Regions from separate parts of the Homo sapiens genome. Here region 1 is linked to region 2. A link is a loop called in an ENCODE intact Hi-C map of the cell type or tissue named here. Cell type or tissue: heart left ventricle. All regions are shown on one strand. Each heading gives the region's core, and the rest is flanking DNA. Links, peaks and the distances in the headings are about the cores only.

What was found. Hi-C counts contacts between places; a loop is a spot of excess contacts. Peaks named below come from ENCODE experiments on the same cell type or tissue, not always from the same donor. Only the 100,000 strongest peaks of a DNase experiment are listed, where the experiment ranks them.
Region 1: a loop joins it to region 2, with 2.1 times the contacts of the local background. A loop is called at or near these places in 3 of 110 quality-filtered maps.

Annotation. Positions count from the first base shown.
Region 1 is chr19:41,537,250-41,547,807 of GRCh38, reverse strand. No RefSeq gene overlaps it. Among named protein-coding and RNA genes, the nearest start is that of LINC01480, 7.0 kb to the right of the region's middle. In heart left ventricle, for the core only: a CTCF peak has its summit at 5,636 (motif pointing left); DNase peaks (open chromatin) are centred at 2,029 and 5,607; H3K27ac peaks cover 387 bases; H3K27me3 peaks cover 1,070 bases.
Region 2 is chr19:41,317,949-41,328,506 of GRCh38, reverse strand. CCDC97 (coiled-coil domain containing 97) reads right to left here. Exons shown (of 5, transcript NM_052848.3): 3 at 8,655-8,933; 4 at 8,037-8,166; 5 at 3,634-5,912. The coding sequence ends at 5,792. Among named protein-coding and RNA genes, the nearest start is that of CCDC97, 13 kb to the right of the region's middle. RefSeq lists enhancers at 1,808-1,947, 2,276-3,045, 3,046-3,815, 4,586-5,355, 7,838-8,575 and 1 more and silencers at 3,307-3,406, 4,644-4,693, 5,454-5,940, 6,109-6,403, 6,489-6,783 and 2 more. In heart left ventricle, for the core only: a CTCF peak has its summit at 6,570 (motif pointing left); DNase peaks (open chromatin) are centred at 2,527, 3,266, 4,716, 5,376 and 1 weaker place; H3K4me3 peaks cover 1,597 bases; H3K27ac peaks cover 5,227 bases.

The sequences.
Region 1 (10,558 bases), core at 1,106-9,105, 220 kb before region 2:
TGATGACAAAAGTCCTGGTCCCAGCCATTCTCAGATTCTGTCATCCCCGTGGGCACTATGGAGCTCAGCACTATGGGAGGTTCCCCAAAAATCTCGTTTTCTATGAGGAATGGCCACCACCTGCATCTCAGTGATGCTAGTGACCCCTTTCCTACTCCTGTGCTCACTGGTCCTCATGAAGATCCTGGTTGGTCTGTAGCCCCCTATTTTTCCTATTAAAGAGAAATTACAGTAAGACCAATTTGTGTGCAAAATCAATTTTAGGCTTATTACACTTGGCCTGATAATTTGCATAAAATGCAGCAAGAATTCATCGGCCATATAGGCTACTTTTGAGTTAATTTTCCTGGGTTTTTACCTAAAAATATACTATTTTGGTTAGAGTCTTGTGAAAATAACCAATGTGTTCAATTGTTTTATTTTAAAAGGCTCTTACTGAACACTATAAATATGTATAAGTTGAATATACAAACTATATTGTCATAAAATCACAACCCAAAATGTGGAGAACGCAGAGGGAAAGGTAAATTTGCTCGCAAAAACATACTTCACCCAAATAACTGGAAAAAAAAAAAGACTTTCATGACCCTTCTTTAACCAGAGCAGCAGCTTTCAAACAAGATGTTTGCCTTGGAAATGCCATTCACAAGCCAAACGGCCCTTGAGAGCTGTCTGTCAGGCACTGTAGAATCTAGCAGCTCCTCACAGAGTTAGAAATAGTTTCAGGAAAGAGATTCCCTGCTTTTAGTAACTGCACTTTATATTCCCAGATAGCGAGATTGTATGTAAACCATTTTTATCTTATTCTGGAACTCTTTTGGGTACTTTTTTTTTTTTTTTAAATGATGGAGTCTGGCTCTGTTGCTCAGGCTGGGGTGTAGTGGTGCGATTTCAGGGTATGAGAAAATGCAGCTGGACCTGGCTCTTTCCAGGAAGACCCTCACAGCCAAGGAGTCCAAAGCCTGGGGTTTTCATCTAATTCCAGTGTGACTGGGGTAGGAGCAGCTTTGGTGCTGGGTGTGTGTGTGTGTGTGTGTGTGTGTGTGTCTATGCCTGTGTCTGTTTAGGGTGTTAGGCTCGTGGTTGTCTAGATACAAATGTCCCAGGGCTCAGGAGCCCCAGGGTTATGTCAGGGGCACCAGATGAAGGTGTCAACAGAAGTTAGGGCACAAGGGACAAAGGTGAGAGCAAGGTTAGATTCATTTAGGTGCAAGAAATCATAGAGGGAGGAGGGAGAGGAAGGCCTCCTGCTACCACCGAGGAAGAAGCGCAGCTTAAGGCAGAAAGCCTGTCCGGAGAGGAAGTGAGTTTGAGGGCAGGGCTCTCTGGGTAAAGTACGGTCTGGGACACCAGCCTGGGGGAAGGGTACAGAATGCAGAGTGGCCTGGCGTGGGGACTAAGAACAGAGGAGAGCAGCTTTCACTGGGAGGGTCAGTGTTTTCAGTGTCCAGCACTGAGCAAGGTGAGATTTGGGCAGCTTGCTGTGAAATAAGGTCAGGCTCTGGCATTGTCCCCATTGCGTGTGTGTGTGAGGGGCACTTTGGGAGAGTGAACTCTCCACCTCCATCCTCTCATACGTCCTTCAACCGAGCTTGCCAGTTACCCTGATTCCAAGGAGATCTATTTATTGTTGACAATACTGGATCCTAGCAGAGGCTGGGTAGGAGCCTGGGCACAAGCAAGTGGAGGAGGGGGCCTGGGCCTGAAAGACCTGGGAGGTTTGAGAGAGGACACAGCCCACAGAATGGAGCAGATGGGGTAGAGTCGGCAAGCATTCAGGGCTCCTAGTAAGTTGGACAATGGAGACCCTGAAAGATCCAGTAAAACGGGGAGAACAAACAGGTCCCCAACTCACATCCTTGCAGTGCCTGGAGCTTCAGACTCCAGACAGGTGGGGAAGGAAAATTGAGGGATGTGAACATGTTGGAGAATGTCGTGCCCTGAAGAATGAAGAAAAGGGGGGTGAGGAATGAGAGCAGGAACGGCTTCCAGTGCCTGGTGCCCAGGAGAACTCAGAAAATGGGTGTGGTGGAGAGGAATCGAGGAACCGGAAGTGGTGGAAGTGTGCAGGGCCCCTCCGAGATCACTGTGACTGCCAGGCGTCCTCCCTGGCTGGAGAGCTTCACTGTCCTCCTTCCCAGCCAAAATGTGTCCCTTGAAAGCTTCCTCCCCAATGGACTGGTTCTGGGTCCTATATATTTGAAGGGGTGGCCTGCCTCTCCACACCTGTGGGTATTTCTAGTTGGGTGGGAGGAGAGACAGAGAAAAGAAATAAGACACAGAGACAAAGTATAAAGAAACAACAGTGGGTCCAGGGGACCAGCACTCAGCACACCAAGGGCCTGCACCGGCACCGGCCTCTGAGTTTCCTCAGTTTTTATTGATTATTATTTTCATTATTTCAGCAAAAAGGAATGTAGTAGGAGAGCAGGGTGATAATAAGGAGAAGGTCAATGAAAAACATGTGAGCAAAAGAATCTATATCATAATTAAGTTCAAGGGAAAGTACTATGCCTGGACGTGCACTCAGGCCAGATTTATGTTTCTCTCCACCCAAACATCTCAGTGGAGTAAAGAATAACAAGGCAGTATTACTGCAAACATGTCTCACCTCCCGCCACAGGGCAGCTTTTCTCCTATCTCAGAGTTGAACAAATGTACAATTGGGTTTTACACCGAGACATTCAGTTCTGAGGGGCAAGCAGGAGACAGTGGCCTTCCTCCATCTCGACTGCAAGAGGCTTTCCTCTTTTACTAATCCACCTCAGCACAGACCCTTTATGGGTGTTGGGCTGGGGGACAGTCAGGTCCTTCTCATCCCATGAGGCCATATTTCAGACTATCACATGGGGAGAAACCTTGGACAATACCCCGCTTTCAAGGGCAGAGGTCCCTGCGGCTTTCCACAGTGTATTGTGCCCCTGGTTTATTGAGACTAGAGAATGGCAATGACCTTTACCAAGTATACTGCTTGTAAATATTTTGTTAACAAGGCACATCCTGCACAGCCCTAGGTCCCTTAAACCTTGATTTCATACAACACATGTTTTTGTGAGCTCCAAGTTGGGTCAAAGTGGCTGGGTCAAAGTGGCTGGGGCAAAGCTACAAATTAACAACATCTCAGCAAAGCCATTGTTCAAAGTACAGGTCTTTTTCAAAATGGAGTCTCTTATGTCTTTCCTTTCTACATGGACACAGTGACAGTCTGATCTCTCTTTCCTTTCCCTACATATATTCATGGACCACAGTCTTCAAGGAGTCCATTTCCTCACTGTTTTTGGTTTGATTTCTCTGAAATTAGGAAATGCCCCATTGAGGCACCCAGGATTGTCTTTACTTCCCCCAGAGCTTCCACTCCTGAGGCAGGAGCTTCTCAAACACCCCCCAAGACTCAACACCTAATTTCACCCTCTGAAACCTTCCCATTTCTTAAATCCAGGCAGGGTCATGGTCCTTAGCCCCTCAGATGCTGTGGAGACCTTCTTTCCCTTTCATACATTCTCTCAAGATTAAAAGCCACCCCTCCTCAGCACACACCCCAGAGACTCACCCCAACATGCATTGCAAATCACCCTGGAAACAGTCATAAGACCACACTCATTTAATAATATTTTATTTATCAAAAGACACTCTTTCTCAGGTAAGTGAAGTTCTGGAGAGGAAAAGAGGAGTCCTGATGTAAATTGCCCTGCAGGCCTTGCTGAGATCACAAGGAGATTGTTACTGCAGCTTGTAGCACAATAGTAAATTTCTTCTCTGGATGGAAGTTCAACAATCCAGATCGTAGTATATTCCTTTTCATTATGCTCAGTCCAGCAAATGTGATGATAACAAATTCCTTTTCATGATCATCCATTCAGCAGAGAAAATGTTTGTAAATGTGTTTTCATGAAGATGTTTACCATAACATACAGGATTTACCATTATCAATGCATCCACAAACTCTGCTGTTGTTTTTTATACATAATTTTTTCCATCGAGAAGTGATAGTTGTACATATTCATGCTGTTCATATTTCAACCACAAACTCTGCTGGTTTTTTTATACGTAATTTTTTCCATTGAGAAGTGATACTTGTACATATTTGTGCTGTTCATATTTCATGTTTCATCATCCTTTTACAATAAATAGGTTATATTGTATTTTAAGTTTTTCTAACTGTAGTGCAGAAATTGTACTGGGTGTATACATAGATATCAAACCAAATTTACTTGTTCTGGCTGATAATGCATCATTTATTTCATAGATTATGTATTTCTTTGACACATTTCACGTACAACTAATTGCATAAAAATGAATTTTCTTTTAGTATAGACATCAGCATGTGCTTAATTCGGAATTTAATTGTCGAGTTAAACATCGTCATTGCCTTTTCCGTTGTTATTAATTGCTCTGGTGGGAATTTTGTTATCTCATACATAAGACAGTGTGCCACAATATCTCTTAAAATTTCAATGGCAATAAACTTTATATTTAAAAACAGGGAATCTATGGAAAACACATTTTTTTCTAAAGGATTAAAATATTTTTTTAAAATAATTTTCTAAAAAGTTAGGCACGGTAGCAAACGTCTAGAGTCCCAGCTACTCAGGAGGCTGAGACAGGAGGATTGCTTAAGCCTACGAGTTGGGGGCTGCAGTGAACTGTGATTGCACCACTACATTCCAGCCAGGGCAATAGAAGTTAACCCTTTTTCTAAAAAAAAAAAAAAAAGAAAGAAAGAAAGAAAAAAAGCAACAACACCAAAACCTCACCAACAAAATGGTAAAGAAAAAAAAAACAGCAATACAATGTAAGCTATTTGATCCAAAGAAGTCAATGAAATTTAAAACAAATGAAAGGGAAAAAGTAATACTTGAGTCCTGCAGGACTCAGTCCAAGTTCTGCTGTGCCTCCCTCACGGTGAGCCACCCCTTTAGAAGTCACTTGGGTCATAAGTTAACCCGATAGGAAGTGTCCTGGCCAATGAACTAGGGAGGTGGTAAATGGCACCATTTTAAATTTAAATTCACGGCCTTTTCAACGGATCAGTAGCCATGTTGGGTAAGAGTGCAAATGTCAGAGGTGAAAAGAGGCAGCAGGACCCTCCCCTAGTGCTTGGGCAACAGAAGGTGGAATCACTAAGGGGACAAGACTTTAGCATGCTCAAGTACACAGGACAGAAAACATGCTTTTTACAAAAGCTGGTAAATATGAAGAGGGAACATTTTCAAGTTCCTGTAACCAAGAACTACCGCCTGTAACCGGTGAAAGTGACTTTCTATGGCAAAAGCGTTTTTGAAAAGGTGAGGAAGTTAAATATCTTAATGTTGGGAGGTTCTTCTGGTTTATCTGGCTAGACCCTAATGGAATCCCAAGTGTCCTTATGGAGCGGGGAGCAGAGAGAGAGATTTGAGTCCAGACGAGGAAGAAGGTGATGTGAGTCTGGGTGCGGGACAGGGGGAGAATGATGCTATGTGGGGATCTGGGCTGGGGAATGACTTAGCTGCATGAGCGGAGTGACTTAGACTCCTGAACTAGAAGAAATCTAGGGCTCATCACCTCAGCAGCCCTAACCATCAACCTTATTTTTATTACAGGTCTTCCATCGACGGACTCCCTAAAAAGCCAGCGGCGTGGAGGGGCGCCCTCTATTGGACAAATAGATCTTGACTACTTTCGGCCCTCAAATAGCCTGACTAGGCAAATAACAAATAATAATAATTTTTTTTTAAATCATGGAAAATATTTTAAAAAACAATTAAAAAGTTATAAATCTATAAAATCTGCTTCTGTCTGTGTGTCTGTATATTTAGATGTCTCATGTGTACATAATGTTTCACTACCAAAATATATGATGAAACCCTCATTAATCGGCTTAGAAAACTAAACACCTAAATATTTTCTCAGAAAATACAAAAACTTTAACTCAAATCCCTTTTAATTCACCTGACTTTAAAAATCTTTAAAAAATAAAGCATGCTTTAAAATTATTAGTAAAGTAAAATTAGAACATCTTCAGAATTTAGACATTTGGTTTAAATTATACAGGTCAAATACTGCCCTTAGTAAATATTTTCAGGTCATAAACAACTCCTGTAATCTTTTAAATAATTGAATTACATGTCTGTTTTAGAGCTTTAAGTTCTAGCTAAAGCCTGGGGACAAATGAAGGGCACCATGCCCCCTCTCTGTGCTGGAAAGAGACATTTTCTACAGCTCTGACCCTTGCAGTAGGCTTTGCAACTGCTACCTATCAAAATTGCATACATCCTAAGTTTATTATTAAAAGGAGTTGCTTGGAGTTAACATTATAATGAATATATGTAACTAAAACTATTTCTCATACAAAGTATATGAAAAAGTAGAATGTATTTTTAATAAAAAGTTATAAAAAGACATGAACATATAGTTTTTATAAAAAACAGTAATTTTGTCTAGTTTTGCAGTTCTAAAAAGTTATGTTAAATTCAAAAATAAAAAATAACAAGACAAGACTCAAGGTTTAAATAAGTTGTAAAAGATTTGTAAAAATTAGTTCTATAAAAATTTTACAAAAAAAAGCATTGGTTAAAATTTAAGGAATTATTTTGTTTTTAAAGAAATTAAACATTCATTAAAAACACTCTGATACAAGGCCTTAATTTGGGTTCATGTATCAGAATAGCAGGGTTTTCTTAGAATATTAATCTATTCTTTAAAAGAACTATAAATGTTATGCAAACTTTATAAAAATCTTACCTTAGAGTCAAACTGATTAAAATTCCATAGATTTTACGTAAAATTTTATTAAAAATTAACTTCAACAAAAATAAAATTTGATTTTCTCCTTTAAACAAAAGTTTTGCGTAATATTAAATAATAAAGCATTTTTGTTTACCTTTTAAACTATAAACACACACACACATACACATACACCAACACTAAAGTCAGCTGACCTCATACTGTCTTTATTGGATATTCTTGTTTAAAAAACTATCTTCTTTGGAAAATAAAGTTTTTTATTTTAAACCATATTTTAAATTATCATTTTGACTAAATCCATAACATACAGTGATCTGTAATAATTCTATTTTATAATATCAAGTGTTTTGAAGAACTCCAGGAACAGCCATGAGAGAACACTGTGGTTTAGTAACACTTTATTTCCTCAGTTTGAAAATAGTTGTCTTTCTTGGGGAGGCTGGTTTCAGCAGATGAAAACGAGAGTCATGATGAAAATTACCCAGCAGTGGTTAGTGTGACCATAGGAACATTGTCATCAGGTCAGCAGAAAACATATCAGCAAATTTTTCTCATACTGGCAGTGTGTAGGGGTGGATGTTTACAGTTCCTGAAGCCCCAGTGGTCGTGTGGTCTTTTAGTTTTGCCATTTATAGGCAACTTGTGGTAACTAGCTCAATTAGACACATTCCTTATCACAAGGACAGAGGGCTTTCTGTATCCTAGGGTTCTTGCCTTGGCATTCCAGAAGAATCAGGTCACACGTGGACGTGGAGAATGAGTGCAAGGTTTTATTGAGTGGAAGTAGCTCTCAGCAGATGGGGGAGCCAGAAAGGAGATTGGTTTCTCCCTGGATTGGGGCCGTTCAGCAGCCCTGGCTCTCCTCTGACTGCCCCAGGCAAAATCCACATCGTTCTATAAGTCGGTGCCCTGCTGGTGTGCTGGTGCCTGTTGTCATGTTCCTCTTCATGTCCAGCCGCCTGTGTGTTCCTCCGCTGATGTGCTCCTCTCGACGTCAAGCCTCCTGTGTGTCTGACTGCTAGGGTCTTGGGGTTTTTATAAGCACAGGATGGGTCTTAGCAGGCCAGGATGATCTTGGGAAAGACAACATTCGGTCAGGAAAACAAAAATGCCTGTTGTCATCTAGGTCCGTGGGGACAAGCCCAGGTGTGGAGCTTTTAGCCAGGGACCACAGCCTCCTGTATCCAACACTTCCCTTCACCTTTTCTATATCATTCAAAGGGATCATGCCCTTCCCATCCCAGCACTTCACTTTCATGTCATTTGCCCCCTCTGAAGAGGTACATCTAACTGCCATTAGAATATGGATGATGACCAGTCTTAGCTGCTTCCTGCTGAAAGGGGGCATTGTTTTGGGGGAAAACGGCAGTCAGATTCCTCCCAGGGGTCTCTATAATAAAAGATCGAGGTGGCTACTTTCAGGAGGTCCTCTAATGTACTATCTGGTCCCAAGTCCCATTTCTGCAACCTCCTCCTGATGTCAGGAGCTGCCTGAGTAATAATTTTATCCTTTAGGATTATCTGTCCCTCGATTGAATTAGGAGATAGAGAGGTGTGATTTACCAAGGCCTCTCTTAGCCTCTCCAGGAAGGCAGTGGGATTTTCATCAAATCCCTGGTTAATTATGGACAACTTAGTATAATTGAGAGGCTTGGTCTTAGACCTACGTAAGCCCTCTATTATGCACACCTGAAAGTGTCTCCTCTTCCAGTCTTCCATCTCATTATTGGGATCCCATTTAGGGTCCTTCACTGGTGCTACTTCTCTTCCAGTTGGATAATATTCGCTCCCTTCCCTGATGCTATAGGTGATGCAAAGCTCATCCCCAAATCTCTCTGCTGCTGGCAGAGCAGCCTGCTTCTCAGTGTCTATCAGGTTCTGACTCAAAAGTAACATAACGTCTCTCCAGGAGAGTTCAAATGTTAGGGTGAAATTCTGGAAAGCTTCTATATATCTATCAGGGTCATCTGAACACTTGCCCAGATCTCCCTTAATTTGCTTTAAGTCTTGTAGGGAAAAGAGGACTTGGACCTTACTGGGCCCAAATTCACTGGGCATCTGTAGGAGGGGCAAGAGTGAGACTGGGCTTGTTTGGGATGAAGATTTCTAGGAGGGGCCAGGTGAGAGGCTGAAGCTGGATACGGAGGTTGGGGTGGACCCAGAGGAGCAGGGCTTGAGGGAGCTGGCACGTCAGCTGGGGGTGCGTCTGGGACTCGTGTCTTTAATTCCCTGGGCTTGACCCTGGCAGCCTTCCCCGAGACAGCAAACAGGAGGGCTGGAACAATCCTACATGTCAGCAAAGGTCTGGATTGCTTTGCAAGGTATAGAAAGCCTGCACATTTGGGGCCTCAGACCATGTGTCCTCACATCCAGAGAAAAGTTCTAATTGCAGGATGGTATTGAAATGAATGGTCCCTTCCTGAAGCCAAGCCAGTCCTTCCTGTAAACCATAATTTGGCCAAACCTATGTGCGGAGGGCTATGAGATGCTTTTCCTCTGGATTCTGAGGGTCAAAACAGTCCCAATGGTTCAGGATACACTCAAGGGGAGTACAAGCTGGGGGTGGTGAGGAGAACTGGCTGCCCATTCTGAAAGACAGGGAATAGAGGTGTTCCTCATTTCCCTTCCTTCTTTTGGCAAAAAGCTCAGGGTGTGATGGGGAGGGAAAGCAAGCATCTTCACTTCACTTTCCACCTCTTACCCCTGCGCCCTGGCAACCTTGGCAGGTGCCGGCCACAGGTACAAATGCGGTATGTACCCATGAAGCAGGGAGAACCTGGAGATTAGGAATTAACTGCCCTCACCTATGTTTCCTTTTCTCCCTGCTGTTGAAAAACTTTGAGTTCCCTGGGCCTTTTTATCCCATGAGGCATGGCCTCCTTCTGTGGGATGGGGTTCAGTCAGCAGGAATTGGTCCTGTCCATTTACATTGTGCCTGTTGCCTGGCTTTGAATTCCTCAGACCTGCTTTCTCTTTCTAGGGCCTCAGCCTGAAGCTTGGAATTGAGTTTGGGACTGAAAAAGCATTTCAGAGGCTGTTTATATCCATTTAGTGCCTCAAATAAGCCCTGCTGAATTTGCAATTATCAGCCAGCAGGGGTCACTCCTCTGTTAACTTCCCTATTAGAAACAGAGCGGTGGGGATTCTCACTTAGAAAAGAAAAAAAGAGAAAAACAGTTAAAGAGGCAAAAAGTGGGGAATGCTGGGGGAAGAACCCCTTGCTTAGTGCAAGTGGGCCCCTCTAATCCTTATAACTTTCCCATCCTTCCCCCAGTTCAGACCAGGTTGAATTCCTTGGCCATGGAAGGAAAGGTTCCATTGATGCAGTGGGTGAGAAGCACTCTGTAGGGTCCTGGCTACCATCGGTTTTCTCACACCCCCCTCATCCCAGGCAGTGGAGGGAGACACTTCTGCGACATTGCTCCCCCTGCCCCTTCATGGCTATTGGGTGTGGCCTTTGCCTGCTGCAGGCATGCCTAGGTGCTGGAGCTGGGAGGGAAAAGGGTAAGGAGAGGTGCCCTGGAAGCCGCTCATGCCTGGGGCTGTCAAGGTGGAGGCATACATGGCACCTCTAGGAAAAATTGGTCTGATTTGCACCTTTGGCGGCTGAGCCAAATGCTCATTTTACTTAGTAACATTGCCTCAGCCTGTAGCAAAACTCTTAACATTATAAAGGAAGAGATAAGATCCATTTCAAATAATGTGTGAGAGAGAAAAGAGATGAAAGGAAAACAGAGTCTTTTACCTGCAGGAAAGGGAGAGAAGTGGCAGAGTTTTGGAAGAAAGGCAGGCCCAACAGTTTCCCATTCACTCACACTCACCTTCCGAGATCCCA
Region 2 (10,558 bases), core at 1,713-9,712:
CCCATCACGTAAACACCACCCAGCCTCGGAGCCTCACTGGGACACAACACGAGCAGAGACTTCAATAGGGACCTGGCACAACACAGTCATATACAAATATATTCCACAGGGTCATGGTCGCAACCACCGCACACCAGACACTGATTCAAACAGTGTCATGCACGCACACGCATCACGGCATCAGAGCCCGGACAGGAAATGGATCCCTCAACAGCCACCTCCTCCTCCATGGGTTCACAGTCACAAACAGGTCCAGGGTGCATGTCCACAGTCGGACCTGTCACAGTCCCACCAGACACACCCCACACAGAGGTCTGACACGTCACAACCTCACAGACAGCAGGTCGGTCTTACCCACTCAGTCTGACATCCCACACCCTCCGCCACACACGCACAATTCCAGCCTGGGGAGTCCCACAGGGCCCCACAGATTGCAGCGACCCCGTCACGTCACGCCCAGACACACTGTCACACCCAGGGTCCCAGACGGAGCAGACACACCCCCAGGGTGGCAGACGCGGCCCTCACATGCCCAGCCCCAGCTCGTGCCTCGGCCTGAGGACAAGTGCTGGCTGCACATTCGCGGTGTGGTCGGCCTGCCCAACACGCCCTCATGACACACCCCGCCCACCTGCCCAGGGCTGCCGGCTGAGCTGGCACAGCCCCACAGGGCGGGGAGGGGAAACTGTGGGCTCAGCACCTTCCTCTGGCCGCGTGCGCACTGCCCCTGCCCTGCCACCCTGGCACCCAGGCCCGATGGGTGGCTCAGCCCCGTCGGGACAAGTCTGCCCCCGCCTGTGGCCGACCGCAGGGGCAGGGCAGGGGGTTTGGGGCTCCCCGCTTCCTCCCCCTGCCCCGCCCCTGCCTCTGCAGGCGGCCCGGGGCCACAGAGGGAAGTCGTGGGGGGAGCCTGGGTTCCGGCTGGAGCCCCAGCTTCCTGTCCAGCCCCCGTGGGGCAGGAAGCTGCTGGGGGAGGCCAGCTCAGGCCTTCCTGCCCCCTCCCCCGCCCCCAAGACGGGCCTGGGACCCGGGTCAGCAAGGGGGAGTGGGGAGATTGGTGGGTGAGAGAAAGCCCCTTCCCCCTTAGTCTCTGGACATGCAGAGTATTTGAGGTTCCAGTGTGGATTCGGATTTGTGTGTTCAGGAACTTATTGTGTGCGTGATTCCAAGCTTTGTGGCGTGAGCTGCGTCTGGCATGGGTGTTCTGGGGGCCTGTGTGCTGTTTGGTATGGATGGTCTTGTCTATGTGTGTCCCCAGCACGTGTTAGCTCCGTGTGTTTGTGGCTGCGCTGCATTTCTGGGGTGTGCGTCTGCATTTTGTATTTCTGCTGGGCAAGCTGTTGTATTTTCTGTGGGTTTTATGCTCTGGCACTGTTTGATTCTGCAAGTCGGCCATGTATCTGGGGCATATTGTGTGTCTGATATTTTTCTCAACATCTTCACTGTTCTTCTGAGTGTAAATTTGTGCATTTTTAAGTGTAAGTTTGACTTGAAATGTGGTGTTTTCTGCATATGTTAATCATCTGTGGGAATGGTGTTTCTCCAGGAGAGGGGAGTGAGTGTGTGTGTATATGTGTAAGACGGGGTCTTGCTCTGTCGCCTGGGCTGGAGTGCAATGGCGCGATCTTGTCTCACTGCAAGCTCCGCCTCCCAGGCTCAAGCGATTCTCCTGCCTCAGCCTCCCGAGTAGATGGGATTACAGGCACCCACCACCACACCCGTCTAATTTTTGTATTTTTAGTAGAGATGGGATTTCACCATGTTGGCCAGGCTGGTCTCGAACTCCTGACCTTGTAATCCACCCACCTTGGTCTCCCAAAGTGCTGAGACACAGGCATGAGCCACCGCGCCCGGCCGTGTGTGTTTCTTACATATGAGGCAGATGAGTTGAGTTGTTTCTGGGTTGCACTGTGATCAGTGCATGTGTCGCTGGTATTCTGAGCATGTTTGTCTACGTGGTGTGCATCCAGCATGCTTCCTGTGGTTCTCAGTGTTTGTCTGTGTGAGGGAGGGCTGTACTTCGGGGCTGTGTGTCCATCTCAGGGACTGGTGTTCCCAGCCTGTGGGTGCTGTGAGCAGGTGCTAAGGTGGTGTCTGCATGCTGTGTTCCCACATGTAGGCTGGTGACTGCAGTGTGTGGAGTTGTGTGGGTCTGTTTTGCATCATCGTTGAGGGGATTTCGCGTTCTCAGCAGGGGTGGATGTGTGTTTGTGAGCAGCTGCGAGTGTGGGTCCACATTGTGTGCTGGTGTTTTCAGGGGAGGGGGACAGGGTGCGTCCATGGAGCCGCCTGCATCATGAGCGGCCAGTGCCTGTTGGCCTCCATACCCAGCGCAGGCTGTGTCTGCGGCGCGTCCCCTTGCCGGCTGGTGCCACGCTGGCTCGGAGCTGGCTGTGGCAGCAGGCAAGGCAGGGCAGGGCAGGGGCTGTGGTGGGCACTGGACCCACGCCCAGCCTCGGTATAAATATCCCAGGCTGCCGGCGGCTGTGTTTGCTGTGTTTACTCGGCCTCAGCCCCGGCCGGGGGCGGCAGCAGCCCAGCAGGTCCTGGGGGCGGGGGTGACCAGGCCACAGCACAGACATTTCCTTCTGGCCAGACAGGCCCCGCAACCTTGCTGCCCCCTCCTGCGCCCTTTCTGGGTGGGCGAGAGGCGATGACCCCTCATTCTGGGTTTCCAGTGGCCGCCAGTGAGGCTCCAACCTGGATATCCCAGCCGGGCTTCCCAGAGTGTGGGAGACAGAGGAGATGGGGGGCACGGGGGGCGGGCCAAGACACACAGCAGCGAGAGGGAAAGGGCAAAGTGAGGAGAGGACAGAGCCCCCCAGAGGGAGACTCCAGCAGAGAAAGGGATGGGGAAACGAGGTGACAGGAGCTGAGAACAGAGATGGAGAATGGCTGGGGACACGGAGTGGAAAAGGTGGGGAGGAGAGGGAGGGAGGGAGGGAGGGAGAGGCATGGGAAAAACAAGGGAGGAGAGAGAGGGGAGACGGAAAGTCACGGGGAGACACCGACAGCCAGAGGTGTGGAGACAGAACGAGAAGACAGAGCAGTGGCGGTGAGGGAGGAAGGCAGAGGGCTGGAAAGAAACGCACAGAAGCAGGGAGAAGGGACGGGGGACAGAGGGACAGAGTGACTGGAGCTGGAGGGGGAAGAGTGCAGGGAGGCAGCTTGCTTTGGCAGGACGCATGGAGGTGTCAGACGTGGGGGGCGGGGTGGCGGCCAGGCCAGCGAGCCAGGCCAGGGCCAGGACGGACAGGAGACACGGGGGTGGGGGCCGGATGCCCACCTAGGGGTTGTCTCCCAGCGGGGCCCGCCCTCCCTGACTCAGCCTTTCCACCTACCCCGACCCCGGGAGAACTGGGAGGGGGATGGGAGGCACCCGCCCTGGGGCCCACCACCCCCAGGTCTCAGAGGCAGTGACCAGGGGGTGTGTCTCCCGTCATCCCTACCCCACTCTGTCTCCACCTCTCTTCCTGTCTCCCCATCTAATCCCTGTCCCTGGGACTGGCTCCACCTCTGTCTGTCAGCTAGATGCTCACGTCTTGACCATCTGACTAACCCTAATTCTGACTCAATTTCTGTGTCTCTCATCGCTTTTTAAAAACCTACACAACAAATTTACGTATAGCAAAGTATATTGTAAACAAATTTAATGACCAAATGATAGACTGGTAAAAAATGTGCCTATCACCAAGGGCTGATACCTTTCCTGTGGCCCAGGCCCTCTGCTCTTTAAAAATGGGGCACAAATACAGGCAGGTAAGAGACAGACAGCTCTCATCCTGCACTCTTGGCTTTCTGAGAGATATGACCCCAAGGTCCTGGAGTCTAGCTGCTGCTTCCTCCTCTGGGAAATAGAGGAGTGATATTGGTAGTACCTAGGGCATAGCACTGCTGGGACAATTCAGTGATTTGGGGACTGATCTCCATATCAAGATGACCTGATCCTGTCTGTGTGCGGGACAGTGGCTAGCACGGAGCCCTTGTTAGGCCCGCCTACCATCTGACCCTTCTCAAACCTTCCCGTCTGAGGACATCTGCATGCACACTTGTCCCTCCAATGCTGTCTCACTCTGGATGGCCCTGACACCTGAGAGGCCAGACAGCCAAGTGGTTTCTAGGACCTTTGTGATTCTAGGCCTGGGTTCCTGTTTCATTTCTGCCTCTGATGGCCGAGTGGCCTTGAGGAAGCAACATCTTTCCAGGCCTCCTTTGACCCACTTCACTAGTTCATGGGGCCATCTGAGGATCCAACCCGGTGTCAGGCACTTCGCTCGGGCCTGACAGAGGACAGAAGCGCTCCGTAGCAGAGGCTTTCGTTCTTTAATAGTCGCTCTGAGCATCTTGTCTGCCTCCATCCAGCTCTCACTTTCCCTGTCTGGCTCTAATTCTGGTTGACCCAGAGGGCATAGCTGAGGCTCGGAGGTCAGGAACCGTGGACTCCAGGAGGCAGTTTTGAGGGTCCTTCAGGCTTGGCCACGGCAGGATACCACCATTCCATCTCAGAGGCATGAGGAGTCCCTAGGCCCCGACTTGGTGACCCTTGCCCTGTGTGCCCCCTCAACAGTGGCCAGGCCCTCCTGTGTGTGTCTGCTGGGGGAGCAGGAGCCGGGTGTGGGGGCATGGGAAGGCGGGACGCCTGGGTTCCCACAGGCCCGGTGGCTGAGTCACCAGGCGGCCATCTGGCTCCCATTAGCCCAGGGCGGCAGGGGGCTCCATGGGGCGGGCCCTGCGGCCAGCTGGGGGCAGGGACGCTGGGGCAGGCTGTGTGTGGGATGACTCAGGACCCATGATAACAGCCTGTGCGCATTTGGGGAGTGTAAACAGGAGAGGGAGAGGAAGGCGGAGGAAGGGAAAATTGTGGTTGGGCAGAGGGGGGCTGGTGGGGCTGAGAAGGGTAGAGTCCCCCCTCCCTCTACACTCAAGCTGGCAGGCCCCGTGATCCACAGCCTGGGTCCTGGGGAGAGAAGAGAGCTGCCCCCATCCTCCCTGCCTGGGGTCTCCTCCCTCCCCTGGGGCTGTATTACTCAGTGGTCAGGGTTCTGCTGCCTATAGCAGCCAGGTTTGAGGGAAGGGGGAAGAAGGGGCCCAGAGCCTGGAGTGGGGGATCAAAACCCAGAGATAAAGGCTGAGAGACAGACAGAGAGGGACAGTGAGAGCAGAGGCCTAGAGAGGTGGAAATGTACAAGTAGAAAGAAGAGGCCCAGAGTGAGGCAGAAGGAGAGATGGGAACCTAACAGAAGCAAGGAGGCTCTGAGTGTGAGACACAGCGCAGACATAAACAGAGAGGGGGAGACAGACAGCACGGGAGGCAGCTGCGCTGGGGCCTAGGGGTCAGCACCGGAACCAAACTGGCCACTTCCAGCCACGAAAGGCCCTGCCAGCTGGCCTCCGGCAAGGGGAGGACTTTCACCTTGGGCCCTGCGGTGGAGACAGAGCCTAAGGCAGAGAGAGAGGGGGAGAAAGGGAGAGACAGCCAGCCAGAGCACTGGAAAGAGGGAGCGGGGGTAGGGAGAGAGACAGAAAGACAGAAAGAGACAGAAAGAAGCCCAGACAGACACCAAGAAAGACAGAGGCAGGAGACAGGGTGGGAGAGATGAGAAAGGGAACCCCAGAAACAGTGGGGGTGGGGGTTGTCTGAGATGAGACTAGACCCAGTGAGATGGTGGTGTGTGTGGGTTGTGGGGCACTGCCCTGATGTCCCCCTAGAGAAAGGGTCACTGAGCAGGCCTGGAATCAGCTGCCTTGTTGGGGATGGGGATGGGGCAGGCGGTGGGAAGGGTGGCGGCCATCAGTCCCCATCCAGCTCTGGGCTGGGCGCATCCTCAGGTTCTTCCTCATCAAAGTACCTCTCCTCCTCATCCCGTGCCACGATGTCGAGGTTGTCGAAGTCGGGGTTGTCGTCTACTGTGCTGCAGGAGGAGGAGGCTGTCAAGGACTGGGTCTCCCTGGGACCCTCGGATGCCCAGGTCAAAGGCCTGGGGCACCCTGATGTCAAAGGCCATGTGCTGGCAGCCGTCAGAGCTGACCCTCCCAAGGGAGATAGTGTTTAAAACTCTCAGGGTTTAAAACTCAAGGGAACATTTTCCAAATCAGAGTTTGCACAAAAACTCTGGGCTGGGCATGGTGGCTCATGCCTGCAATCCCAGCACTATGGGAGGCCAAGGCAGGAAGATGGCTTGAGCCCAGCAGTTGGAGCCCTGGGCAACAAAGGGAGACCCTGTCTCTACAAAAAAATTGAAAAAGTAGCCAGGCGTGGTGGTGAGCACCTGTAGTCCCAGCTTACTCAGTTGGCTGAGGCGGGAGGCTCACTTCAGGCCAGGAGGTCAAGGCTGCGGTGAGCTATGATCAAACCACCACATTCCAGCCTGGGTGACAAAGGAGACCCTGTCTAAAAAAAACCCCAAAGCTCTAGTTTTTCTTAAAAAGCTGTAAAATGTGGCGACACATGGGCTTACATTCTCAAGCAGGCAGTGGCTCTCAACAAAGAACCACTTGGGGGTAATTTTGCCCCCACGGCATTTTGACATTTTGACGTCATCACTGGGGGCTTGCTACTGCCCTCCAGTGGATAGAGGCCGGGATTAGCCAGAGCTGACCACAGGCAGGACAGCTGCCCATGCCCTAAGGCAGCAAGTAAACCCAGCAGCACGCACTTGGGTTGCCAAGCCTAGCTTGATTTGGCCACTCAGAGATCTCCTACCCCCTTGCGACCCCTTGCGACTGCTCCAGCCCCTTCTGCCCCTTGGTGCTGCTGGGGGCTCTGGCACCTACTATGGCCTCTGCCAGGAATGCTCCTCCCACTTCCTGCAGGCCTTTGCTGTCAGCCCCTCAGAGAGGCCTTCCCTAGCCACCCTGTCACTCCCCTCCCACTGCTTCACTTTTCCTCATGGCCCCATCACCATGAAGTGCTAGAAAATTCTAGATCTTCCTCACTAGAGTGGGACCCCTTTTCAGGCAGGGAAGCCTTTCGTTGGTTTTGGTCCCCGCCTTATCCCCAGAGCCTGTGGACATCACAGATGCTCAGCACATGCCAACTGAATGCACGGATGGGGGACACGTCGGGGCCACTGCTGCCCTCCCGAGGCAACACACTGTGGTCCCTGCCACCCCCAATTTCCTCCTGGGCCCTGGCTTGGGAACAGCAGTGATGCCTGCTGAATGAGGGTCCCCATGGTCCAGGCCCTCTGCTCACCACTTTGCGTGCAGGAACTGGGGCTCTGAGCAGGCCTGCCTGGCTGGAAGTGGAGCAGCCAGATTCCATTCAAGAGCCAGGGATCCCAGAATGGGAGGAGGCTCTGGTGACCATGGCTGGGCCCCACGGCAGGGGCAATCACAATTCCCACTTTCCTGATGAGCCCACCTCAGGACGGACGTAGGGTCCGCTTATGTGTGGTCACACATTTCACATGTCATCGGGGCTGGATGTGAAACCAAGGAGGGTCCTCTGCTGCTGGGCCCAGTGTTTGGGACCACAAGGCAAAGCTACCTTAAATGACAAAACCAATCTTTGACTGACACATCACTCTCCTGGGTCCTTTTCCAAAGCAGGTGGCCCACGTGTCTCAGCCCTGGGGTGCTACTGGAGAAATGAACAACTGTAACTGTGGGGGCAGCCAGTGCAGGCCCCTCCATGCCGGGCATGAACTTTGCCAGGGGTTACTTCCTGCAGCATGAGGAGGTCCAAGGTGAAGCGGAAGAGGTTGGGCTTCCTAGGGAGACTTGGGGGGCTTGGGGTAGTAGCCTCTGCCATTGCCAGGAGGGAAGTGTTTCAGGGTTTCATTGATACTGAGCTATATGTCATCCCTGTCCATCCCCTGCCTTAGAGGTGAGGAGACTGAGGGTCTGAGATGGACAAGGCTAGTCCGAGGTCACCCAGCCTCTTCCTTTGGCTGTTCAACCCCACATCCTGGAACTGTTTTGGGGCCTTGTAGCTCCACAAAGGGAGACCCCCACAGCTTGTTAAGGGCTCTGCATGTGACCAAAGGCCGTGGGATGCTGGGCTGGGGGATGGGGAGGTGGAGGCACAGGAGCACCTGTAGTCAAAGTCCCCGTCCTTGCCATCTAGGAAGCGCTGGTGCATGCGGCTGGTGAACTCCTCTCGCAGGATCAGCCTCTCCTCCGAGTCGGGAACCCAGGCCTCCGAGTCCTTGCCTGACCTCTGGTCTGCAGAGGGAGAGGAGAGGGGGTGTGAATGCGGGTGCACTCGGGCAGGCACTGAGCACAGAGTCCACAGAGAGCTGCTGCTCCTGTGCCCAGCCTTGCGCTGGGTGGCTCTGGGAACACACTAGTGACAGAGATGGCCCTGGTCCCTGCCCTCCAGGGACACGCATAAAACACATGACCATATAGTGCTCTGGAGACTGTATCCTCGGGTCAGGATCTGAGACCTGAAGGGTGGGAGGAGAGGCATTCCTGGCGGAGGGAACAGCCTGTCCAGACCTGGAGGCGAGGGTTCATTTGGTGCCTCAGAGTGGGGGATGGGGATGCTGCAGCGGTTGGAAGGGCATACACAGAGAGTCAGGCTGGGCAGGGGAGGGACGCAATGTCGGCTTTTGCAGGTTGGGGGCCCAGCCTGCTGCCATGAAGTGGAGACAGACAGGCCTAGGGCTGGGGTGTCTGGAATCTGGGGTCTTCCTGCTACTGGCCCTCACCTTCCTCGTCACTGTCCTCCTCCTCTTCCTCTTCCTCCAAGCAGGCCTCCTCCTCCTCCTGCTGTTGGAGCAGACGCTGCTGTAGCTCCCGCTCCTCGTAGGACTGGAGCAGCAAGTTGGAGAGCGGGCAAGCAGGTCTCCCGGGGGACCCGGGCTTGGGGGGCTGGTGGGTTGGGGTGCGGGCACTGAGCTCCTCCTGGGTGAGATACTGCCCGATGTACTGCTCATATAGCAGGGGGGCCCGGAACCGCATCTGCTCATCACTGAAGTACTCGCCCCCTGCACAGAGGAGAGACAGGGTGGGCATGGGGTGAGCGACTGAGCAGATAGTGTCCATGTGGGTATGTGTGTGATCATGCTTGTGGGATGATGTGCATACACAGTCCAAGTGTGTGTATGCACACATTCAAAAACACAGGAAAACATGCAGGCACCTGAGGTGCGCGTGAGTACTCATGCAGGCGCCTGAGGCGTGCGTGTGAATAATGCAGGCGCCTGAGGCATGCACGTGAATACTCATGCAGGTGCCTGAAGCTGTGTGCGCAAGCACTCATGCAGGCACCTGAGGTCATGTGCATGTGATTACTCGTGCAGGCACCTGAGTGTGTGTATGTGGCCCGGCCTCTATCTTCCTGTGTATTCATGTATTCATGCATCCAAGCATGTGTGTGCATGGGCAGACCTGGCTACATCCTGGCCTCTGAGGCTCTGACGGTCTGGAGCTCGTGTACAACTGTGTCCAGGCACGATGCACAAGCTCCTGCCCATGGACGTGTACATGGCCTATGTACACACACATGTCCTGTGAGGCCCAGCATATGCCCACAGACACCTGTCTGTCTGGGTGTCAGCATGCAGGACAATGCAGCAGAAGTTGTGTGTCTCTAGGTTGTGTGCCTGTTTGTGGGGCCCTAGTCTGGCTGGCAGTGGACACGCCTTCACTGTGGGGCGTGTATGTGTGTACATCCACGTGGATTTGGCATGTGTGTGCAAGGGATCAGGTCAGGTGGGGCATCTGCCCGTGTATCCCTGGGAAAGCCTCCTGGTGGTGGAAGGCCCTAGATCCATCCTCTCTCGAGTGCTCCTCTATGCAGCAACCCCTCAGGTGGGCCTGGCTTCCCCACTACCCCAAAACTTGAGTTCCCTGCATCACCCCTGGCTGCCTGTTTCTGCACGAGTGACTCTGTCCCTCAAATAACAGTTAAACCTGCCCTGGTCCCTCCCCTCCACTGGTCCTAGCCGTGTCTTCAGAGTCCAGGGCAAAGAAACTGCTCGGACTCCTGGCCTCTGCAGCACCATAGGCTGTGACTGTCCCTGTCCTGCTCAGCTTCCCCACTCCTGCCAGCAATCTTACCCCCAGCTGTTTGTGGCATCCTCTAGCAGACTCAGTTTTTTGAGATGGAGTCTCGCTCTGTTGCCCAGGCTGGAGTGTAGTGGTGTGATCTCGATTAACTCTAACTGCAACCTCCGCCTCCCGGGTTCAAGTGATTCTCCTGCCTCAGCCTCCTGAGTAGCTGGGATTATAGGCACCTGCCACAGTGCCTGGCTAATTTTTTTTGTATTTTTAGTAGAGCCGGGGTTTCACCATGTTGGCCAGGCTGGTCTTGAACTCCTTATCTCAAGTGATTTGCCTGCCTCGGCCTCCCAAAGTGCTGGGATTACAGGTCTGAGCCACTGTGCCCAGCCTCTAGCAGATTCAGTTTCTATCCCTCCTTCTCCCCAACTTGGATTATCACCCACCCCGGCTCTGGATCTCTCTCCATCTCTTCCTTTATCTCCATCTTTCTATCTTTCCTGCTTTTTTCAGTTTCTGTCACCTACCCCCACCTCATTCATCTTTCTTCTTTTTTTTTTTTTTTTGGCAACCTCCACCTCCCAGATTCATGTAATTCTCCTCCCTCAGC